3 separate regions of the Homo sapiens genome follow, and all the other regions are linked to region 1. A link is a loop called in an ENCODE intact Hi-C map of the cell type or tissue named here. Cell type or tissue: PC-9. All regions are shown on one strand.

The links. Hi-C counts contacts between places; a loop is a spot of excess contacts. Peaks named below come from ENCODE experiments on the same cell type or tissue, not always from the same donor. Only the 100,000 strongest peaks of a DNase experiment are listed, where the experiment ranks them.
Region 2: it touches region 1 in a loop (5-fold over the local background); 4 of 110 quality-filtered maps call a loop at or near these places.
Region 3: a loop joins it to region 1, with 14 times the contacts of the local background. A loop is called at or near these places in 2 of 110 quality-filtered maps.

What each region holds. Positions count from the first base shown.
Region 1 is chr3:11,595,720-11,603,719 of GRCh38, reverse strand. It overlaps VGLL4 (vestigial like family member 4), which reads left to right. Exons shown (of 5, transcript NM_001128219.3): 2 at 1,698-1,887. Among named protein-coding and RNA genes, the nearest start is that of VGLL4, 44 kb to the left of the region's middle. RefSeq lists enhancers at 1,249-1,846, 1,535-1,974, 1,847-2,445 and a silencer at 2,831-3,125. In PC-9, no CTCF peak of the experiment used is centred here; a DNase peak (open chromatin) is centred at 3,009; H3K4me3 peaks cover 312 bases; H3K27ac peaks cover 3,765 bases.
Region 2 is chr3:11,545,638-11,553,637 of GRCh38, reverse strand. The region is part of intron 20 of ATG7 (autophagy related 7); the gene reads right to left. Among named protein-coding and RNA genes, the nearest start is that of VGLL4, 94 kb to the left of the region's middle. RefSeq lists enhancers at 6,284-6,783, 6,784-7,285. In PC-9, no CTCF peak of the experiment used is centred here; no DNase peak of the experiment used is centred here.
Region 3 is chr3:11,767,448-11,775,447 of GRCh38, reverse strand. It overlaps a transcript of TAMM41 not described here. Among named protein-coding and RNA genes, the nearest start is that of TAMM41, 75 kb to the left of the region's middle. RefSeq lists an enhancer at 799-1,093. In PC-9, CTCF peaks have their summits at 780 and 988 (motif pointing left); DNase peaks (open chromatin) are centred at 4,187, 4,787 and 7,997; H3K4me3 peaks cover 1,494 bases; H3K27ac peaks cover 2,841 bases.

The DNA.
Region 1 (8,000 bases):
CCTGCCAGGGGTGTTGAGAAACCCTGGGTGGAGAGGAGGGTCAGCTGGTGCCATTTTGATGAGGTTTGATTTGCAGTTGCTGCGTTCCTGGGGGTATCATCAGGGCTTCCCAGAAAGTTAGCTGGGCTTGGGCTTCTGAAGCTTTCCCTTGGAAACACCCTCTTCTCTCTTTGTGGAGGAGGAAGTATCACAAATAACGGAGATAATTAGAAAGGATATTTTTCTAATTTATGAAGGTATAAAGATGAGCACTGCTTTTTTTGTTTTTTAAAATGAAAATTACTAAATAGGGAGTATAGGCCAACCAAGATCATACTGAATTTCTGAGTGTGGCAGGCCAGCGTGAGGCCTGTGTTTTAGGTATCTCATTTAAAATGGAAAGTTCCAGTTTGCTTTGGGGCCAGAATCCTTAAAAGAAATCCTGGCTGGAGGTGTATTATGGGTCACTGTATATTTGCTAGTTTATATCTTGCTGAGTAAATTGGCCAAGTTTTTATTTTTCCTGGTAAATATTCAGAGGGTTTTTCCTCACTCCTTTCTCCAACAAAATCATATTTGTCATATGTGTATGAAGTAAATGACTGTTAACACTGTCCACACATCTGTGATGATATGAAAATTAGTGGTGGCAAACAAAGATTCCTTTTCTTAGGTACCACAAGGCCTCGGATGAAGTTGACTTTATCCTCGTATTACTCTCAAATTGTGACCAAATGGAAAGAAAATTGGTCAGGTCCGAGAGACCAAAATGTACAGCACAACAAAAGGGTTATTATTTGTGAAAAATTTAGGTGCTCCCCCCATGTGACTTAGAAAGTTTGAAGTTTTCTCTTAAAGTAATCATTCGTCTTTATAAAGTTTAGAAGGTACACAAGCTTTATTACTATGAAAGGCTATGCTTATTTTAATTCACAGCGAGGCACAAAGTGATTGCCTAGTACAAAACCTTTTAAAATAATAATGAAAAACGCCAAGATGTCAAATCAAATGGAAATGTGGACCCTAATTTGATTGCCTAACTTCGAAACATGTTTCAGAACTGCACCTACCCACGTATTATGCTTGCGATAAGTTATATGCCGAAGCTTTGTGCTGATAATATTTTAATGTGCAATATTTAGCGTACTGTAAGAATTAAACATTTATTTCCCATTAAACGATGTATTTATATTTCTTTTAACTTTCGGTACAAATGTGTGAACTGTTAGCCCACACACTTTCCTCATTCTTTTAAAAGAAATTAAATACCAAGACTATATTAGAAAAAAAAAACAGAACAAGCAGGAAAAGTGAGTTGGGCATAGTGGTTTCATGAATGCAGTGAGGTCATTCTCCTATCTGTATCGAGTGGAATACCCACACGTGAAAAGACCTTTGGTGTTTTAAATTAACTTTTGAAATTGTTTACAGAAAATGCTTTTTGCCTCCCCCCTGCTATTTTATTGCAACTTTTTATTTTAAACTCTACCCTAAAGAGTGACTGTGCTAGAAAACCACGTTGATGTAAAATGTCTCATGGTTGGCAGCTAACCACACTCAAACCATGTTCAGAGGATGGCAGGCGGCCCCGTCCCATTGCCAAAAACTTTCCACTGGGAGTAGTTTTGTAAGGGGCTGGCTGGGCGGGCGGGGAGCCTGGGGGACTGAGATGGGGGCCTTTCTCCTGCTTAGTGACTACATCATCTCTCTCTGCGTAGGCGAAGCTGCTCTCAGGGGAGAACCCAGAATACAGACCCTGCCGGTGGCCTCTGCCCTCAGCAGTCACCGCACCGGCCCTCCCCCAATCAGCCCCAGCAAGAGGAAGTTCAGCATGGAGCCAGGTGACGAGGACCTAGACTGTGACAACGACCACGTCTCCAAAATGAGTCGCATCTTCAACCCCCATCTGTGAGTTCCTCTGTTCTTATTTTGGCTTAAGGGTGCTCCGTGCTGGGGCCTTATTTGTTTTGCAACTTTGTGCTAATTCTGATGTTATCATTTGCATACTTTATTTGAAAAGGATATTATTTACAAAAGAAAAATAGTATTCATCTGCCAAAAAGAAGGTAGTAAACTCATTTTGATAACTCGCGGTGAGGTGGAAGTCTGGCTTCCCTCCAGCCTACTTGTAGGACCTTCCGCATGTTAAACTCCATAGAAGTTAATGTCCCCTTAGAGCTTCTGCGAGCAGTCGAGTAGTCATCTGCTAAGCTTCGCTTTTTTTTGCCCATACATATTGATTGTTTTTAGGAGAATCAACATTTAGTGAATGTCACTGTGCACCAGACAAATAGAAGGGAAGCTCAGCACCTTTTTGACCAAGCAGACGTCTGTAAAGTTCTTACTCAGGAGTCTAGGATTGTACACACGAAGAAGTGTTCATCCCACCTTATGTGCCCCTGGTACAAACTTGGGACCTTCCCATAAAGGGAAGCCAGCTTCCTATGCTCATGACAAGGTGCCACTCACCACATCCAGCCAGTCCTTGATCTGCCACTGACACTGTCTACCTTCTTGACATGAATTGCTTCAACTCTTTGGGCCTCAGTTTTGTTATTTGTGAAACACGGGCTGAAACCACAGATCCCTGAATCTGTGCAACGTCACCATGTTTCCACTGGAAAAGCCTCCCGCTTCCGTGCACCCGGCTTCTCCCCTTTGCACTCTCCTCTCGGCACACACCCTCCTCGCAGAGGGAGAGGCTTCTCCCCAGTTTTCAGGACTTGGAGACGCCCCACCAGCTGCCCAGAGAGTCTACGGGTACAGTGGTGAGGGCGGTTGGTGTTCTTGGAGTTATCTTGCCAATCCTGGCAAGGTTGCACTGAGTATTGGAGGGAGTAGCTTTGTGTGTGCAGGTACAGAGGTCCTCCTCCTTCCCCCTTCCCAAGCGCTCACTCTAGCATGAGTCAGTGTTTCCTCATTATTCAAGATGCTCCAATTCCTGAGGGCACTGCTTTTTCCCCACAGGAATACCTTCCTGTGAGGGCTCCTCCTTGGAGGCAGAGTTTCCGCAGAGAGGTGGCCCAGCTCCCGCCTCTACTGCCTCAGCTCCAGCGTCCTCGCATTCCGCTCGTTCCAGTCAGCTTGGACTGTTGTGTTCAGTCATAAGACACTGACAGAGGTATTTATCCTCAAATAAATCACTGCAGTGTTAGTCAGAGGCTGAGCCTGCAGTCTGGAGCCCTGGAATTTGCTACCATCAGGAATCCAGCAGGAAGGCCCTGCAAACAGTGCACTCCGCAGGCAGGGCTAGCTTAACTCCTGGGTGCTCAGCTCTTGCAGTTCATTCTTTTATTCCCACGAATTTCTTATACTTTCCCATCTGCTTTTCCCAAACCCAAATAAGAACATTTGGTCTTTTTTTTTTTTTCTTTTTCTTTTCATAAGTAAGAAAGGGGAAGGCAGCCTGCAGACAAACATGCCTTAATTTAAATCCTGATTCTGCCACACAACAGCTGTGAGGCTTTGGACAAGTCACTTAATTTAGCTGGGCCCAGTATCCTTGACAGTGATATCCTTGTCATTGGACAATGACAATGACAATGATAATAGTTAATGTATAGAGCTATTACGAGGACTAGAGTTAAAATATGCAAAGAGCTTGGCATGGTATAGCACTTTGTTGATGGGGGTTGTTATTTTTATTCCATTGTTCAGATACTGGTTATGATGATAGAGAGTAAGAAAATATACATATGTATATATGGTGGATTTAATGTTTGATAGTATGTGCCTTTTAATCAAAATGCCTGGGTTCAATTCCCACTTTCTTTATCTTTCATCACAGATAATATTAATTCCTTCCTCATAGGATTATTGTAAGGACTTAAGAATGGTGCCTGGCAGATAGTAAGTACTCAGCTTTAGTCATTGTTAATATTATTATTAGAATATTAAAATGTTCAGAAAATAATTTTGTGGCTAGGCGCAGTGGCTCACACACCTGTAATCCTGGCACTTTGGGAGGCCAAGGTGGGTGGATCACCTGAGGCCAGGAGTTCGAGACCAGCCTAGGCAACATGGCAAAACCCTGTCTCTACTAAAATTACAAAAAACTAGCTGGGTGTGGTGGTGCATGCCTGTCATCCCAGCTACTCGGGAGGCTGAGGCATGAGAATCACTTGAACCTTGGAGGCAGAGCTTGCAGTGAGCCGAGATCGCGCCACTGCACTCAGCCTGGGTGACAGAGCGAGACTCTGTCTCAAAAAAAAAAAAGAAAATAATTTTGTAGCTCTCTTGGTGGCTAAAAATAAGACTTTGAGGTACGGGTCTGTGATGACACTATAAATAATTTTAAGTGTAAATAATAGAATCGCCAAATTTTATGTGCAAATCACAATTGACATTATTATGCAAAGTTTTAGGAAAATAGAAACAGGAGTAACCTCCTCTCTCAGACTCCCTTACACCAGCCAGGTGACTCCCCCCTCATTTTTCTTTTATTGTGGTAAAAAATATATATATTATAAAATGTATTTTCTTAAGTGTACAGTGTAAGGAGGAAAGGCGATTGGCGTGTGGTTAGGTCCTTCTGAGTGTTACTTGTTTACTGTGTGATAGTTATTTTAGTAACATTACCATTGTTTGTACTGTGTTTTCTAAGAGCCTAATGACAGATTTCACAGGCAGATTGGAAAGATGCTGCCTGTCTTACTTCTTCGTGTTGTAGGGTATTTAGTGCTGCTGTTTGATGAAATGTTTCCTATTTGGGCTATAGCATGCTCCCTCCTTTATATTTAATGCCTAAGAAGTTATCTGCAATAAATGACAGATTCATAATTATTTGAAAAGGAATAGCCTAGTGTATCTCTTTAAGGAGATTACAAAATGGTTTTTGTGCTTTATCTTCTTAGAGTTTGTTAATAACATGTAATGAAAATGTGATGTATTTTATCACTAAAGCAGTCATAATAATTCTGGGGAAAGGAGTGTTATTGGAAAAGAGTTTTGGCTGGGTGTGCTAGCTCATGCCTGTAATTCCAGCACTTTAGGAGGCTGAGGCAGGCAGATTGCTTGAGCCTAGGAGTTTGAGACCAGCCTGGGCAATATAGCAAGACCCCCATCTCTACAAAAAATTTTAAAAATTAGCTTGGCCTGGTGGAGTGTTCCTTTGCTCCCAGCTACTTGGGAGGCTGAGGTGGGAGGATAGCTTTAGCCCAGGAGTTTAAGACTGCAGTGAGGTGTGATCACACCACTGCACTCCAGCCAGGGTACAAAAGGGAGACCCTGCCTCTAAAAAAGGAAGGAAGGGAGAGAGAGAGAGGAAGAAAGAAAAAATAGTTTCGGTAGCTAGCTAACAAGGCCTGAAAGGTGCACGGTTTGGCTGCATTTTATTATAAGCATCATATGGAGACATTTTCTAGTAGAAAGATGGAGAGATCAGGTGGCTCTGAGCCAGAGTAAGAAGCAGCAGAGGCCGGGCGAGGTGGCTCGTGCCTGTAATCCTAGCACTTTGGGAGGCCAGGGTGGGCGGATCACATGAGGTCAGGAGTTTGAGACCAGACTGATCAATATGGTGAAACCCTGTCTGTACTAAAAATACAAAAAAAATTAGCTGGGTGTGGTGGTGTGCGCCTGTAGTCCCAGCTACTCAGGAGGCTGTGACAGGAGAATTGCCTGAATCCAGGTGGCAGAGGTTGCAGTGAGCCGAGATCATGCCGTTGCACTAGCCTGGGCAACAGAGCGAGATGATGTCTTATAAAAAAAAAAGGCAACAGAGAGTAAGACTGAGTTCTATCCAGTTTGATTTAGGGGAAGGGGAAAAAAAGAGAGGTTTCCTTAGTGATTTCTTCAGAATTTTGAAAATTAGAATTCCTGGGATTTTATTCCAGCCTCTTAGGACCTGGTGTATTTGAACTCATTATTAATTTTTTTGTTGATATTGTTACCGAACCACCAGGGGTTTGGTCTGGGTCCTGCTGCTCACCACACAGAAAGCCAATGACTGGGATGAGGAGTATTGCCAAGGAAGAAGGCTTTCATTGGGTGCTACAGTCCAGGAGATGGGGCAAATCCATCTCCCTGATGGACTAAAGCTGGGGTTTATATAGCAGGGAAGAAATGAAACAAGATTTAACAAATAGGAACTTGGGAGGAGCAAGGACACAATCATGATGAAGGACGGTCCCACATCTCTTTGTCTGGATGTAGTTACCTGGTGGGCTTCAGTTCTTTGACACTTGTTTTTTGTTTTTGAGAGGACTGAAGGTCTTTTCTTAAAGACCTCAGATAAAACAAATGTAAGTTTTAAGTTTTAAGACTAGAAAGGTCAATTTCTGCATTTATCCATTAACCTATCCATGACACTGTTGGGTTGGTTCCAATACGGTGACCCTGAGAAATACATTATTTCTGTTTATTTCTTAAGAAAAGTCTTAAGAAGATGAATGTCTGTTTGGAAGTTGAAAAGTACTCTGTGTTTGGAAAGAGTGGATTAAAGGATGGGAAGAGGTGGAGTGGGATTCATCTTGTGGAAAAATCAGTAAGTTTTTTTTTTAATGGCCCTTGATATTCAAGTGCAATCTGGTAAGAAAGAGCTCTTCCCCTTTCTCCTGCCTGCCTGCCTATTTATCTACTTATTATCCATATGGACTCCGGGGTTCCTGTCTTACTGAATGAATTGTAGCTGTCCCAGAGTTGACAAACAAGAACCCTGTCCACTGGTCCTATGTCCTTGTCATAACCTCCATTATTTCCTTGTGGTTGTTGAGCACTTTCTTATTTTCTGGCCTACAAGTTGTTCTAGGCTCATCTTGTAGCCTACCTGCTCCAGCCATGGAATTAGCCGTTTTTCCAGGGGACTCCAGATCCTTTTAGTGGGGAATAGGATTTAGAAGCCCAGATCCAGGTGCTAGGTGTTATCGTTACTATGGATTACATAGTTTTTCATGGTAACTTATTGTTACTATGATCACATTGCTTCTAGACTTGATTTGTCTAATAGTACAGCAGACACCAGCCACAGGTGTTGATTTTAAATTAAAATTAAAAATCTAGTTCCTCAGCTGCAGGAGTCACATTTCAAGCTTAGTAGCCACATGTGGCCGTTCGCTACCATATCGGACAGCACAGATACAGAACATTTCTATCATCACAAGAAGTTCTATTGAACAGTGCTGTTTCTAGATCCTTTCCATGGAAAGAGCTAGGAGATAATGAGTTCCTGGCGATGCTCCAGGGCTAACCCAACTCTCCCGAGCTCCTCCTCGCCCTCCCCGTTCCATACTCTATCTCCCTGGTTCACCAGTAAGAACTACATCCACACATGTACTCATGGTCCACTCCTGCAGTGCACTTCAGGTAGTTTCAGAAGCATGGTGCCAATACCACTTTGAAAAACAAACTAAAAAGAGTTCAGGATTTGTTTATGGTTTTTCCTTCTCCCATGCTGAGGGTATAATAGTCACAGGATGAATTTGAAGAGTTACTTTCCCTTTTCTCCTCAGTATTGTTGTATTATTTGAAATATATTGTTAGGTTCATTCATTTCTGTTTGCATTCAGTTTTAGACTTTTTCCATCCTTTCAAATTTTATTTTTTGAGTATGTAAGATATGAACATGCTCCCCAAAGTTAAAACTGTACTAAAAAGTGTGCTTTTAATGTTACTCCCTACCCTGTCTTGTTCACACCTTTTACTCCCTTCCCTGGAAGCAAAGCATCCTTCTTGTGTTTCTGTTTTGGTAAATCAAGCAAATATGTGAATGTTTTATCATTTCCCCTTCTTTCTTTTTTTTTATTTTATCTTATTTTATTATTATTATACTTTAAGTTTTAGGGTACATGTGCACAATGTGCAGGTTAGTTACATGTGTATACATGTGCCATGATGGTGTGCTGCACCCATTAACTTGTCATTTAGCATTAGGTATATCTCCTAATGCTATTCCCCGCCCCCCCCACACCACAACAGTCCCCAGAGTGTGATGTTCCCCTTCCTGTGTCCATGTGTTCTCATTGTTCAATTCCCACCTATGAGTGAGAACATGCGGTGTTTGGTTTTTTGTCCTTGTGATAGTTTAC
Region 2 (8,000 bases), 50 kb after region 1:
CCGGTCTGCGGTCCAGTGACCAGGTGTCCCTATCTCTGGGTCAGGTCCCCACCGAGCTCATCCTCAGTGCGGCTGGAAACTCCCCCAGGGTGGGACTGAGCAGTGCAGGGCAGGGGAGCTGTGTTTCTAACAAAGGTTGCATTTAGGAGCTCCTGGATCTGATCTCTGGGTTCTGATGGTCCGAGTGGAAGAAACTGAGCCCCTGGAGGGTTTGCCAGCACAATCCATCCATTCTTTCACTCTCCCATTCAACGAACACACATTCATGTAGCCAGCTCTGTGCCACACGCTGTGTAGACCTGCTGCGAATACTCCCTCTTTCACTCCTCACATCTACCTGTGAGGTGACCTCACATCTACCTGTGAGGTGAAGATGGAAACAAGCCCAGAGAGGTAAGGCAATTGGCCTGAGATCACACAGCAAGCAAGCTTCAGTGCTGGGAACCAGGGGTGTGTGGAAAAGGGCGGGGCGGGCTGCCTGGAGGAAGGGGCCGAGGTGGGAGGTGATGGGGCAAGATGGAGAATGAAAAGGGTGAGCATTGTGGGCCGTGTCCTCCGGGACCTCCTGCCCAGCCTCCTTGGAGGGCTGCCAGCCTGGGCAGGGCAGGGTCAGTACCAAACAGCAGTGCCCTCTGCAAATGGGTGGTTGGGGTTGTTCTGTTCATAAGAGGACTCGGGCCTGGGCCGGGGCTGGGCTTTATAGGAAAGTAGAAACTTTCAGGGAGGTGTTACCCATTTTATCATCCATTTTACTGGGTTTTTAGCTATGGGGAAGAGGCATAGGTGCTCAGCCACACTGGGACTGGGTGGCCTGGGACTGGCCCTGGAAGGTGCCTGGCTGACCCCTTGCTCCTGGACAGATTGAGCCACTCGAGGGGATGCGGCTGCTGGCAGTGCCTGAGCTGTGCAGGGGATCCTGCGAGACACCCAGAAGACTTATTGTGCGGGGATTATTATTTTGTAAAATGCATTTTACAAAACCACTCAGGGATTTTCCAGAGCGAATCTCTGGGGCAGGGACGGGCTCTCCACTGGCTTCGTCCCATTGGCTGGGCTCAGAGGGCAGCAGCCATCTTCATTTGAAACCTCAAGAAATAACCAGAACAGGGACTCCTGGGGATAGGGACAGGGACTGGAGTGGGACTGGGGGCTGGGATCTGCAGGCTCTACTGTGTCCTCACCGCAGCTGTGTCCTTGGCAGTGCAACTGGTGTGGAGAAGGGGCACAGTGAATGTCCTCTTAGTGAAGATCATAGTAAACTGGCACATTTTAAAAAATATCAATACTCAGTGCCGACAAGGGTATGGCAAAACACTGCCACAAGAGAAGTATAAATTGGTACCATATTTTTTAAAAGATTTGGCAATATGTAATACAAACCTTTAAAAACATTCAACCCTAAGGAAAAATGATCTCTTTGTAGGTAATATCAAAGCACACCTGGAAACCCCAATAAAATAAGTGCTAAGATATCCTTAGAATACAAATGAAAAAGTATTTAGTAAGAGCAAGATATAAAATTGACAACAACCAATTATAACCCACCACATGCAGTGCAAACAATGTTTAGTTCAAAACAGAATGAAAGAGGCCGGGCGTGGTGGCGCACGCCTGTAATCCCAGCACTTCGGGAGGCCAAGGCGGGTGGATCACTTGAGGTCAGGAGTTCGAGACCAGCCTGGCCAACATGGTGAAACCCCGTCTCTACTAAAAATCCAAAAATTAGCCAGGCGTGGTGGTGGGCACCTGTAGTCCCAGCTACTTGGGAGGCTGAGGCAGGAGAATGGCTTGAACTCAGGAGGTAGAAGTTGTAGTGAGCTGAGATCGCACCACTATACTCCAGCCTGGGCGACAGGGTGAGACCCTGCCTCGAGAAAAAAAAAAGAAAAGAAAAGAACCCATTATATTGGCTGGGCACAGCGGCTCGTGCCTGTAATCCCAGCACTTTGGGAGGCTGAGGCGAGTGGACTGCTTGAGGCCAGGAGTTTGAGACCAGCCTGGACAATAGAGCAAGACCCTCTCTCTATAAAAATAAAAACTTTAAAAAAAATTATAAAAGCAGTGAAAAAGCTAAACACATGGGAATAAACCTAACATCGGATGTACAGAATCCATATGAAGCCTCTAAAACAGCTGCGACAGTCCTAGAAGAATCTCTCCTGGAAAGACGTAAACTGGAGTAGATAGAGCCACACCCCTTGTTTCTGCATAGGACGATTCAACATCCATAAAGATGTCAGCTTTCTCAAAGTGAATACATTAACAAAGTCTCAATTTTCAAAGTTAACAAATGTTTTCTGGAGCCGGGCGAGCTGGTTCTAGGCTATGTGGAAAAACAGGAAGCAGACACACCCAGGAAACCCTCCGAACAGAAGAGCGGTGAGAAGCCCCCACCATGGGCCGAGGGAGACGCCATGAAACCCCCGAGGAGGAGAGGGTGCGTCAGCACGGAACACTCAGACGGCCCGCAGGACACGACGAGTACAGAAACGAGAAGACCATGTCCAAGAACATGTGGAAATCAAGGATTTTAATGATAATGGCCTGGGGAGTGCCATCTCGGCTCATTACGAAAAGATAGACTTTTTAAAAAACTGATATGAAGAGAAGTAGAGAGTCACTTGGAAAAAGATAAAATTGATTCCATGCCTTACCCCGCATGTTAGAATCAACTCCAAATGGGATAAAAATCCAAACGTTAGAGAAAATGAAACCATAAGAATACTAGATACAAACACGGGTAAGCTCATTATAGCCTGGGAGTAGGGAAGGCCTATGATCCCAAATCCATAAGCAATAAAAAAATGGATACACTGGACTCTGCAAAAACACATGCATGCAATATGCACGGGAAAACAGTCAAAAAGGCAAACTGAGAGAAAACATAACAACATACCATAAAGGGCTCATCTCGGTAATAGACAAAGAGCTCTTAGAAATCAAGAAGAGAGGCCAGGCATGCCTATAATCCCAGCACTTTGGGAGGCTGAGGCGGGAGGATCACTTGAGCCCAGGAGTTCAAGACCAGCCTGGGCAACATAAGGAGACCCTTTCTCTACAATAATTTTTTAAAAATGAGCCAGGCATAGTGGCATGTGTCTGTAGTCCCAGCAACTCAGGAGATAGGAGGATGGTGTGAGCTTGGGAGGTAGAGGCCGCAGTGAGCTGTGACTGCACCACTGCACTCCAGCCTGGGCAACAGAGAGTGAGACCCTGTCTCAAAGAAATAAATAAAATTCAAGAAGAGAAAGACCAATAGACCAAATTTTTAAAAAGTGGACAAAGACACGGCCAGTTCTCAGAAAAAATAAGCAAATGGCCCTTAAACAGAAAAAAAAAGATGCACAGCCCTACTCATAATAAAGGAAATGCAAAGGTTTCTTAAGACACAAAAAGTACTAACCAGAAAAAAAAATGGGTTTGCATTTCACAAGAATTAAAATTTCTGATCTTGGAAGGATACCACTGAGAAAATGAAAAGGCAAGTTGCAGACTAGGAGAAAATATCTCTATATTAAAAGAACTTGTATTTAGAAAATAAAGAGAACTCTTACAACTTAATAATAAAGAGACAAAAACTTGATTTTTGGGGAAAAGATTGGAAGAGAAACTTCACCAAAGAGGAAATATAATGGCAAATAAGAAAAGACGTGCAGTTTGCAGTCCTCAGGGAAATGCAAATCAAAACCATAAAGAGACAGTGCACCCCACCTCCTCGGAGAGCTGAAGCTAAAGGCCAGCGATGCCCGATGTCTGTGAGGATGTGGGGCAGGAAGGGCCCACACACTGCTCCTAGTGGGGATGGAAACTGGCAAAACCACTTTGGAGGAAGGTCTAGTGACTGTTTAAGTGTGCGCTCACCATGTGATCCAGCCATTCCACTCCTGTTTACTCCAAAGAAACGAAAACACATGTCCACAGAAAAACTTGAGCCAGAATGTCCGCAGCAGTCTTACTCAGAATAGGTACAAACTAGAAACCACACAAATGATCATCAACGGGAAAGCAGAGAAATTGTGGTGTATCCGTACAGTGGATACTCCTAAGCCATTAAACTACTGATGGGTGCGACAACACATATGAATCTCAGTGTCTTTATCCTGGGTCAAGGAAGCCCAACTGGAAGGGGTGGGGAATGGGGTCGAAGGGTACGAGGGGTACAAGGTGGCAGTTACGTAGTATGAATAGTCTGGAGGTCTGATATACAGCACAGGACTACTGTTAATCATGCTGGACTGTACACTGGAAATTTGCTAAGAGTAGATTTTAGGTGCTCTCACCACATGCTATGGGAGTTCACAGATGTGTTAATTTCCTTGACTGTAGTAACCATTTCACTATGTGATATAAAGATACCTTACACACTTTGAATATATACAGTTTTTAAGAAAACAACCCTAACACAGAAGACATCATACTTCATATTTCATTTATATGAAATCCTACAAGGGCAAAAACCCATCTGTGGTGACAGGAAGTAGATAATTTGTCACAACTCAACAAACTGGACACTTAAAGTGGGTGTATTTCATTGTATGTAAATCACACAATACAGCTGATTGAAAAAAAAAAAGCTGCACTGAGATAACGCTGGCAAGAACCTCACTGCTTCACAATATGTTCTGTTTGTGAGCCTGTGGTGGAACCACTCTCATACCTCCCTGGTGACACACAGAGCAGTCCAACCCCTGCAGAGGACAATCTGGCAACAGCCACGATTCCTACGGCTTAACTTTTGACCCGGCCGTCTCACTTTTAGGAGTCTGTCCTGAAGACACACCTCCACTATACGAAAGGATATTATCCCCTGCTGCATGATCTCTTACAGGAAAAGACTGGGAACAGGCCCAAGAGGCCCTCAGCGGGGAACCAGCTGACTAAACCATTTGATGCACATCCACACCTGGACTACTGTGGCCCTGAAACACAGTGAGTTCAATCGGCTGATACGGGGGCTCAGTTCCGGGATTTCTTTAGTGAAAGAAAAGAAGAAAGAAATGCAGAGTATCTGTAGCATACCACCTTTGTTTAAGAAAAAAAGGTTTTTAATTTTGCAAATATAAACACAGGAACGATAAAAGGAGAAATTAATTTAAATGCCTCCCTATAGAGGGCAGGTGGGGATGAAGGCGAGACTGCTCTGAGCATGCCTTTTAATTTTGAATCATATATCTTATATATTTTAAAGACTAAAAAAGGAAACCAAAAATACAAGCAACAACAAAATAAGTAAACTGGAGTTAGTCAAAATTTAAAATTTTTGTGCTTCCAAGGACACTATTAAGAAAGAGAAAAGATAGCCACAGAATGAGAGAAAATAATTGCACATCATGTATCTGATAAGAGACTTGTATCTAGAATATATAAAGACAGGAGTTTGAGACCAGCCTGGGCAACATAGTGAGACCCCATCTTTAAGAAATTAAAGAAAAAATACAAAGGCCATTTACAACGCAATAATAAAAAGAAAACACAATTTAAAAATGTGGCAAAAGTCCAAGCGTGGTGGCTCATGCCTGTAATTTCAGCACTTTGGGAGGCCAAGGTGGGAAGGTCACTTGAGCCCAGGAGTTCAAGACCAGCCTGGAAAACACAGGGAAATCCTGTCTCTATCAAAAAAATTTAAAAACTAGTTGGGTGTGGTGGTGCACACCTATAGTCCCAGCTACTCTGGAGGCTGAGGTGGGAGGATCCCTTGAGCCCAGGAGGTCAAGGCTACAGTGAGCCATGACCATGCCACTTACACTCCAGCAAGACCCTGTTTCAAAAACAAAACAAAACAAAAAAAGGGGCAAAGATGTTGGATAGACATTTCTCCAGAAAAAGACACAAATTGCTAAGAAGCACATGAAATGATACTCAAACATAATTAGTCATCAGGAAAATGTGAATCAAAACCATAAGCTACCACTTCACACCCACTAGGATGGCTGCAGTGAAAAAGCCAGATCATAGTAAGTGTTGACAAGGATGTGGACAAACTAGAACCTTCATACGTTGCTGCTGGAAATGTGAAATGGTTCAGCCACCTCATAAAAAACAGCTGGCAGTTTACCCCAAAAATTAAACACAGTTACCATATGGTACAACAATTCCAGTCCTAGGTAACTGCCCAAGAGAAATGACAACGTGTCCACATAAAAACTTGTACACAAACACAGTAGTATTCATAGGAAAGTATTCATAAAAGTTAAACGTGGAATTCATAATAGGAAACGAGTGGAAACAATCCAGTTTCCACCAACTGATGAATAAATGAAACGTGGTCTGTCCACACAGGGGAATGTCACTCAAACCCCTGCCTCCACTCTCTTCCCGGCAGCCCTGAGGACAATGGTGTCACATGTTTGCCCCCATTTTACAAAGTAGGGGACTGAAGCACAGAGAAAACAGCAGAACTTGTCAAGGAGACCAAGCTAGCAAGGGCGAAGGAAGAGGCCTTTTCCACTTTCTCTCACTACTTCCTGTTAAACATAATTCCCTCTAAAGACGATTAAGGACAGTCTCTGATTCTGCCCTCTGGGCCCCAGACACTCTTCCATTCACCGCCTGTCACGCAAATGCACAATAGGTGCCCAAGAGCAACAGCACACACCCACCAGCACCATGAATAAACCTGGGCAGCCGAAAGGACAGGCCAGCTCCTGACCTGGCTCCCAAGTCCCCACCTTGGTATGACCCAGTTCAGAAGGCAGAGCCCATGGCTTGGACAGTTAGGGAGAGGATGGCATCAGCCTGTGCTGCTCTCCGCTGGCAAGGGTGGGCTCAGCCCCTCTGGTCAGCCTGACCTGAGCACCTCAGCGCTCCCCACTGGCCGCTGCCCTGCAATGGAAGAGGGCAGGGATGGGCTGCCACTCTGCATTAGGGGAAGAGGGACCTTTCAATTGGGCCCATCACAAGGAATGAGGGAGAAGGCTCAGCCTGGACCACACACACCCAAAGGGCCTTGAGGTTTAACTCTCTCCAAAGGAGACAGACGAGTTTGAAAGGAGCCCTCATCATCCAATTTCAAACTTGGGTCCCATTTCTGGACCACACTGCCTGAAGCATGCCATGAACTAAGGTTCTTCTTTTATAAACACTGTAATTACCTTGGGAATGGCACAATTATATTTCTGTGTGTCCGTTAAAAGCGTTCATTTGTTAAATGTAAACATTTAAAATAAGGCTGGGCGCAGTGGCTCACGCCTGTAATCCCAACATTTTGGGAAGCCAAGTCAGGCGGATCACCTGAGGTCAGGAGTTCGAGACCAGCTTGGCCAACATGGCAAAACCCCCTCTCTACTAAAAATACAAAACTTAGCTGGGCATGGTGGCATGTGCTTGTAATCCCAGCTACTCGGGAGGCTGAGGCAGGAAAATTGCTTGAACCCGGAAGGAAGAGGTTGCAGTGAACCGAGATTACGCCACTGCACTCCAGCCTGGGTGACAGAGCAGGACTCCATCTCAAAAAAAAAAAAAAAAAAAAAAAAAAATCCAGTTTTGGCATTTCTTTACTTTTTGAGACAGGGCCTCACTCTGTCACCCAGGCTGGAGTGTGGTGCCATCTATAACTCACTGCAGCCTTGACCTCCCAGGCTCAAGCAATCCTCCTACCTCAGCCTCCTTAGTAGTTGGGACTACAGGCATATGCCACCACAACCAGCTAATTTTTTATATTTTGTGGAGATGGGGTCTCCCTATGTTGCCCAGGCTGGTCTTAAACTCCTAGGCTTAAGCAATCCTCTGGCTTGGCCTCCCAAAATGCCTCCGGGAAACAATGGGGGTATGGGGGTGCTAACCCCCACTTCTTCTGCAGGAGGCTGCTAGTTTGCTAGCCCTTACTGAGCACTGCCAGGGGGTGGCTACAGGGACTAGAGGAGAAAAAGGAGAGGGGACATCCAGAAGATGATTCCAAGGAAGAACCGCCAGGGGGGCTGACAACAGAGAGACACACGCCCAGGAGAGCTAGGCCTGGCAGGGCTGCTCGGGACACGGAGCCCAAGCACAGCCCCGAGGCC
Region 3 (8,000 bases), 170 kb before region 1:
CCACCTTGGTGAAATTGTAACACTGTCCTGAAAGACAGTCGAGGGGTAAGTTGTTCACATGGGTTTCGGAAATCACCAGGGTGGTGGCGGGGAATGTGACAGGAAGAGGGGGACTAGGGCCCCAAAGCCTGGCAAACGTGGGGGCTGACCAGTGGTCCTTCAGTGATAGTTATAAGGAAAGTATTCTGGCTTATGGCTGGAACCTTGCTATGGTCTGAATTTGTGTGTCCCCCAACCAAAAAAAATGCCTGTACAAAAATAATGCATCTTAATATTAAAAAAGGCCAGGCGCGGTGGCTCATGCCTGTAATCCCAGCACTTTGGGAGGCTGAGGGGGTGGATCACGAGGTCAGGAGTTCAAACCAGCCTGGCCAAGATGGTGAAACGCCATCTCTACTAAAAATACAAAAATTAGCCGGGCACGGTGGCAGCCGCCTGTAATCCCAGCTACTCAGGAGGCTGAGGGCAGGAGAATCACTTGAACCTGGGGGGCGGAGATTGCGGTAAGCCGAGATCGCACCACTGCACTCCAGCCTGGGTAACAAAGCGAGACTCCGTCTCAAAAAAAAAAAAAAAATGCTTTCAATGTGATGGTATTAGGAGATGAGGATTTGGGAATTTATTAGGTCATGAGGGCAGATTAGGACACTATCAGCAAGACCCAGGGAGATCCTTTCTTCCTTCTTCTATGTGAAGTTGCAATGAGAAGTGGCCATCTATGAACCAGAAAGCCCTCACTAGACACTGAATCTGCCAGTGCCTTGATCTCAGACTTCCCAGCCTGCAGACTGAGAAATACATTTCTGTTGTTTATAAGCCACCCAGTCTATGGCATTTTGTTATAGCAACCCAAATAGACCAAGACAAACCTCCCAGGGAGAGCAGTAGGGCCCTGGGCAGTCTTGGGAGCCAGAGGATTGCAGGCGGCAGCTGGGGCCTGTGACATGTGGCTGTTTTACGGAAAGTGCTCCCTCTTCTGTCCATCTTGGGCTAGCCTGGCCATCTAGGTAACAGTCCCTCTGGCACTCAGTCACTGCTCTTATTGGCAGGCTGGAGAGCCTCCCTGTCAGCTTGGTTTGATGGAGAACTTTCCAGGTGCACATAGAAAGGGGCAGAGCACCTTTCTGATTCCCAAGGAAGCAAAGAAAGCAACTTTCATTCTACAGTGGTGAGAGAGCTCTGCCTGGCTCTGTTTTATCCAGGAAGTTTTCCTGTGCACAAAGTGTGCGTTCATAGAGTCGGAGAACAAGAGTGCTCAAACCTGTTGTAGGTGGCAGAACACCTGGAAATTATAGCTTCCTTTGCATAAGATGATGAAACACTGACTTTTCTTTTTTGTTTGTTTTGTTTTGGTTTTTTTGAGATGGAGTCTTGCTCTGTCTCCCAGGCTGGAGTACAGTGGCATGATCTTGGCTCACTGCAACCTCTCCTTCCTGGTTCAAGTGATTCTCCTGCCTCAGCCTCCCAAGTAACTGGGATTACAGGCATGCACCACCATGCCCTGCTAATTTTTGTATTTTTAGTAGAGACGAGGTTTCGCCATGTTGGCCAGGCTGGTCTTGAACTCCTGACCTCAGGTGATCCACCCACCTCAGCTTCCCAAAGTGCTGGGATTACAGGCTGAGCCACCGCACCCGGCCCCCAACACTGACTTTTCTATTTCTCATTGTATGAACCACAATTTAGCTCATAACACATTGATGGATTTAGCATCTAGGTTGGGCAAGAAACATTCTGCTTAATTAAATGTGCATACTGTTATAAATTAATGAAATCACAGCTAGAAGCCTACTGGCTCATGGAGAAAACAAGCTGTTGAGCTACTCAGGGTCAAGTTTCCAAGTGTCTCCATTACTGCTTGTTTGCCAACAGGTCTGGATGTTCTGCTAGTACTTGATGGTAGTCAAAAAAGAAAATGTCGGGGTGGGGCTGGGCACGGTGGCTCACGCCTGTAATCCTAGCACTTTTGGAAGCCAAGGCAAGAGGACTGTTTGAGGCCAGGAGTTCAAGACCAACCTGGCCAAAATAGCGAGACCCCACCTCTATTTTTTAAATTTTATAAAAAATTAAAAATGTTGGGAGAAAAATAGTTCACAAAGTGCTAGTCATTAACTAGCTTTTTTTTTTTTAAGCAAATCAAAAATAAAATAAGCAATACTTGGGGGCTTTGGAATCAAAAAGACCTGGGTTTGGCCAGGGATGGTGGCTCACACCTGTAATCCCAGCACTTTGGGAAGCTGAGGCAGGTGAATCACTTGAGGTTAGGAGTTTGAGACCAGCCTGTCCCATATGGTGAAACCCCAACTCTACTAAAAATATAAAAATTAGCTGGACATGGTGGTGTGTGCCTGTAATCCCAGCTACTCGGGAGGATGAGGCAGGAGAATTGCTTGAACCCGGGAGGCGAAGGTTGCAGTGAGCTGTGATCGCACCACTGCACTCCAACCTGGGCAACAGAGCTAGACTCCATTCCAAAAAAAGAGAGAGAAAGAAAGACCTGAGTTTGAATCAAGAGTATACCGTGTGACAGCAGGCAAGTTACTTAATCTCTCGGAACTGCCTCCTGTTCTTTAAGATGGAGACGATAAAGACCCTACTTGGCAGGATGATTCTCAAGATTAGCATCAATGTATGTAGAGCCCCTGGCACAGTGCCTCACCCTGAATAGGAGGCTTAATAAAGGAGGACAACTCTATGAAAAACATTATGGGGATTTCTCAAAGAACTAAAAATAGAACTACCATTAGACTCCAATCCCTTTACTGGGTATCTACCCAAAGGGAAAAGATGCATGCACTCATGTGTTTATGACAGCACTGTTCACAATCGCACAGATATACTGTCCATCAACCAAGGATCAGATAAAGAAAATGTGATACATACACACACCATGGATATACTCAGCCATTAAAAAAAAGAATGAAATCACGTCTTTTGCAGCAACATGGAACTGGAGGCCATTATCCTAAGTGAAATAACTCCGAAACAGCTAGATACCGCTTGTTGTCACTTGTGACAGCTAAACAATAGGTACATATGAACACACAGAGTAGAAAAACAGACACTGGGCTGGGCACGGTGGCTCACGCCTGCCATCCCAGCACTTTGGGAGGCCAAGGAGGGCGGATCACGAGGTCAGGAGATGAAGACCATCCTGGCTAACACGGTGAAAGCCCGTCTCTACTAAAACTACAAAAAAAAAAAAAAAAATTAGCCAGCTGTGGTGGCAGGCGCCTGTAGTCCCAGCTAGTCCGGAGGCTGAGGCAGGAGAATGGCATGAACCTGGGAGGTGGAGTTTACAGTGAGCTGAGATTGCACAACTGCACTCCAGCCTAGGCAACAGAGAGCGATTCTGTCTCAAAAAAAAAGAAAAAAAGAAAAAGAAAAACAGACACTGGAGACTATAAAAAGTGGGAGGGGGTGAGGGTTGGAAAATCACCTGTTGGGTAAAGTGTTCACTATTTGGGTGATGATGGGTACACCACTACACAATATACACATGTAAGAAAAATGAACCTGTACCCCTTAAATATATAAACTTTTTAAAATTAAAAATAAATAAACAGGCCGGGCGTGGTGGCTCACGCCTGTAATCCCAACACTTTGGGAGGCCGAGGTGGGTCGATCACCTGAGGTCAGGAGTTTGATACCAGCCTGGCAAACATGGTGAAACCCCATCTCTACTAAAAATACAAAAATTAGCCGGGCGTGGTGGCGGGCGCCTGTAATCCCAGCTACTTGGGAGGCTGAGACAGGAGAATCGCTTGAACCTGGGAGGCGGAGGTTGCAGTGAGCAGAGATCACACCACTGCACTCCAGCCTGGGCAACAAAGAGCTAAACTCTGTCTCAAAAATAAATAATCCATCTCAAAAACAAACAAACAAATCTGGCCACTGTACTCCAGCCTGGGCGACAAAAAGCAAAACTCCGACTCAAATAAATAAATAATCCGTCTCAAAAACAAACAAACAAATGAGGCAACAGAGACTCTGAAAAGAGCCCAAAGTCATCCATCAGGTTTGCCATGAGCCAGACGTAGAATCCCAACCTCCAGCAGCCTCCCCACCATGCGTGCTGTTCTCTTCTGCAAACCCAGGGCCTTTCTAAAACGCCCAGCCCGTCCCTGGAGGCCACAGGTTATTGCCTGTGTTCTCTTCTCTTTTGATAGCCAGCCAAGAAGAGGGAACGCAGGGTGACTCACCAGGTGAGCCAGTCCCCCATCCCTAGTGTCTCTTCCTGTTCAAGGAGGCACCTTTTGTGTTTCTTGTTATTTTTATTCCTCCCACTGTGGCTGTGCTCTGCTCAGATAATTCATAAAGGGCGTGCCTGTTGCTGCCTGAGGCCGCAGCTTGAGATGCTGACATCCAGACCACCTAGAGCAGGGAGGGACCTGGGTCCTAAGCCTAGAGAGAACTGCAGGGGAGAAGGGTGGACCAGCTGCCCGCCTCAGGGCTGCGGAGAGCAGGTCTGGGCAGAGAGGAGGGAACTGGGAGTGAAGGGGGTACATGTACCCACTTGTCTGCGAGCCTGGCCTGGCCCTCCAGCCCTCTGGGGAGAGACACCTGGGACTAGGGGGAGACAGGAGCTACACAAAAGAGGACCCTAGAAATGATGCATAGTTTTCACTATCTTGAAGACTCTGTTATTTAACACATGCCTCCCCTGCCCCCATGCTTGAAGGATGTTGGTAGGCTGTCGCTCGTACTTCTGTTCCTGCTCTAAGCGTGCTCTGTTCACGCCCAACACACCTTCCTGGTATGTGGCTCAGCCGGTCTCAGCTGCCAGCCAATCGTTCCTGACCTTCCTATTATGTCACCAGCAGCCAATCAGAGCTTCAGATCAGCACGCGCTCAGCAGTGTTACTACCCTGAGTTGACAGAATCGTAGCCGAGAGCAAAGAAACCACAGCTTTCATCAGCAAGCAGAGCATTTTAAATGGCTTTTTGAAAGCCAAAAATGCTTGCAAGTCGACCTCATTACTACTTTGGGAGAAATCCCAGTTGAGAGCCAGTGATCGAAACTGCCCCCTTTATTTTGCCCAGCAAGGGGAAGGGGCTTGGACAGAGAGGTGCAGGAGTTGTTAGAGAGGCTGGACCAGACACCCCCGGTCAGCTGCCCTCCAGGGTAGTGGTAGGGTGCATGTTTTTATGGGGCCACTTATGTACTCCTGAACTTTCTCTGTGTCTCCACCCCACACTGACTGATGAGCAGTCCACACATGGATGCCAATTTTGCAGAAGAGACGGAGACAGAGTCTGTGCAGCCCCACAGAGGCCAGAAGAGGCACCTGCTTCTCGCTCTCCAGCTCTTAGAGTGCGGGACCAATCACACATCTCCCCTGTGGATTCTATGAGATTGAACCAATTCTTCTTTACCTCAATTAACTGGAATCAAGTTTTCTTACATCGCAGACCAAATGAGGCTTTTCCAAGACTTTCTACCTTGTTTTCTAGGCTTCTCCTTGCCTGGGCCTGTGAGTTCCTTGGCAGGCTTGTCACAGATAGAAGCTCCACACCTCCCAGGTGGCTGCAGTGGCTGTGAGTGATGCTCTTTGCATAACTAGGTGTTCTGCCTGCTTTGTAGGAAATGCGAGCTGGGCCGTGAGGCGTGTAGTCACACTTTCCAGCACAGCCGAGGTAGAGGACCTGACTCCTCTTGAGGCTGAAAGATACCCTCTGCCTTGGTTGCACTTCCCTCACCCCATTCTGATTTTCTCCATTCATGAGAGAATTTCCACATAGTCAGTGGTCTCCTTGCCTTCATTCCCACCTTAGTCTAATATAGGAGTTGGTAAATGATGGTCCTCAGGACAGATCCATACCTCCTGGCTTTGTAAATACATGTGCATTAGAACACAGCCGGGTTCTTTCTTAAATGAAATACTTAAATGTATTGTCTTATGGCTGCTTTCACACTACAGCAGCAGAGTTGAGAAGTTGTAACAAAGACTGTGTGGTCCACAAGGCCACAAATATTTACCCTTTGGCCTGCTGACCCCTTAATCCATCCAACTGGCTGCCTGTGAGTGATCTCTTAAACCTCAGATCGAACCACACCACTCTTCTGCTTACAAAAAAAAAAAAAAAAAAAATCTCTTGGGAGGCCAAGGCAGATGGATTATTTGAGGTTAGGAGTTCAAGACAAGTCTGGCCAACATGGTGAAACCCCATCTTTACTAAAAATACAAAAATTAGCTGTGCGTGGTGGCACACACCTGTAATCCCAGCTACTCAGGAGGCTGACGCAGGAGAATCGCTTGAACCCGTCAGGTTAGAGGTTGCAGTGAGCCAAGATCACACCACAGCACTCCAGCCTGGGCGCAGAGTGAGACTGTTTGTAGATGGATGCTCCTTAGTGAGGCTCTTCATGACGTGGTCCACTCCCTTCCACTCCTCCCCTCCACCCTCTGTCTCTGCTCACCCTCGGCTCTCACATCCTCAGCCATGCCCTTGACCAGGCCGTGCCTGATGGCTAGAATGTCCTTCTCCTTTCACCATCTGTCAAATGTCTGAATATCTCTTAAGACCAAATTCAAATGTCACCTCCTCCTGCACCCCTTCTAGGTGCCTAGCAGAATTACCTGCTCCCTCCACTGTGCTCCTAAGCTCTGTGGGTAGATAACCATCTGCGACCGCAATGACATATTTATGTGTTTCTCTCTCCCACTAGATAGTGAGCTACTGGAAATCAGGAACCTTGTCTCATTGCCTTTTCTGCCCTGCCAGGAATGGAGCTGAACCATTTGGATAAGTCAGAAGCAGACTGTTACAAAAGTGCCAGGAGGACTATAACATCTTGTCTATGCCATTTCTGATAATCAACTAACTGGTTTCTCCTTCTTCTCTAAATTTCCTGGTGTCTGGAATAGCATAGGTACTTGGAAAATGAATGAGTGAGTATGTAATTGCATAAAACATATGTTTTTCTTCTATTCTAACATAAAATTGTGGGAAATACCTTGTCACATTCACTTTGTCATCAAGTACATTCACGACTTTAAAAAGGATTTGGCTGGGTGCAGTGGCTCACGCCTGTAATCCAAACACTTTGGGAGGCTAAGGCAGGAGGATTACTTGAACCCAGGAGTTTGAGACCAGCCTGGGCAATATAGGGAGACCCCATCTCTACAAATAATTTTTAAAATTAGCCTAGTATGCTGGCACATGCATGTAGTCCCAGCTACTCAGGAGACAGAGGTGAGAGGATTGCTTGAGCCCTGGAGGCAGAGGTTGCAGTGACCTGAGGTCACGCCACTACACTCCAGCCAGGCTACAGAATGAAACCCCATCTCAAAAAAAAAACAAAAAAGTTTTCCACCTACATCCAAAGAAGATATGCAAATGGCCAATAAGCACATAAAAAGATGTTCAATATCATTAGCCATCAGGGCAGTGCAAATAAAAGCCACAGTAAGATGCCACTTCACACCTATTCACCCCCACAGGTGTGAAGTGGTGTCTTACTGTGGCTTTGATTTGCACCCATTTTGATCTATAATCAAAATCTATAATCAAAAGGACAGATGGCCAGGCGCGGTGGCTCACGTCTGTAATCCCAGCACTTTGGGAGGCCGAGGCGGGCGGATCACGAGGTCAGGAGTTCGAGGCCAGCCTGAGCAACATGGTGAAACCCCATCTCTACTAAAATTCAAAAATTAGCCAGGTGTGGTGGCACATGCCTGTAATCCCAGGCACTGAGGTGGCTGAGGCAGGAGAATTGCTTGAACCCGGGAGGCGGAGGTTGCAGTGAGCTTAGATTGCACCACTGCACTCCAGCCTGGGCAAAAGAGCAAGACTCTGTCTCAAAAAAAAAAAAAAAAATGCACAACGTGTTGACAAGGATGGGGAGTAAGTGGAACCCTCGTACATTGCTGGTGGGAATGTAACATAGTAAAGCTACTACAGAAAACAGTTTGATAGTTCCGTGTAGTCATCATATGACCCAAGAATTCTGCCTCTAGGTATATATCCAAGAGAAATGAAAACATGCATCCACACAA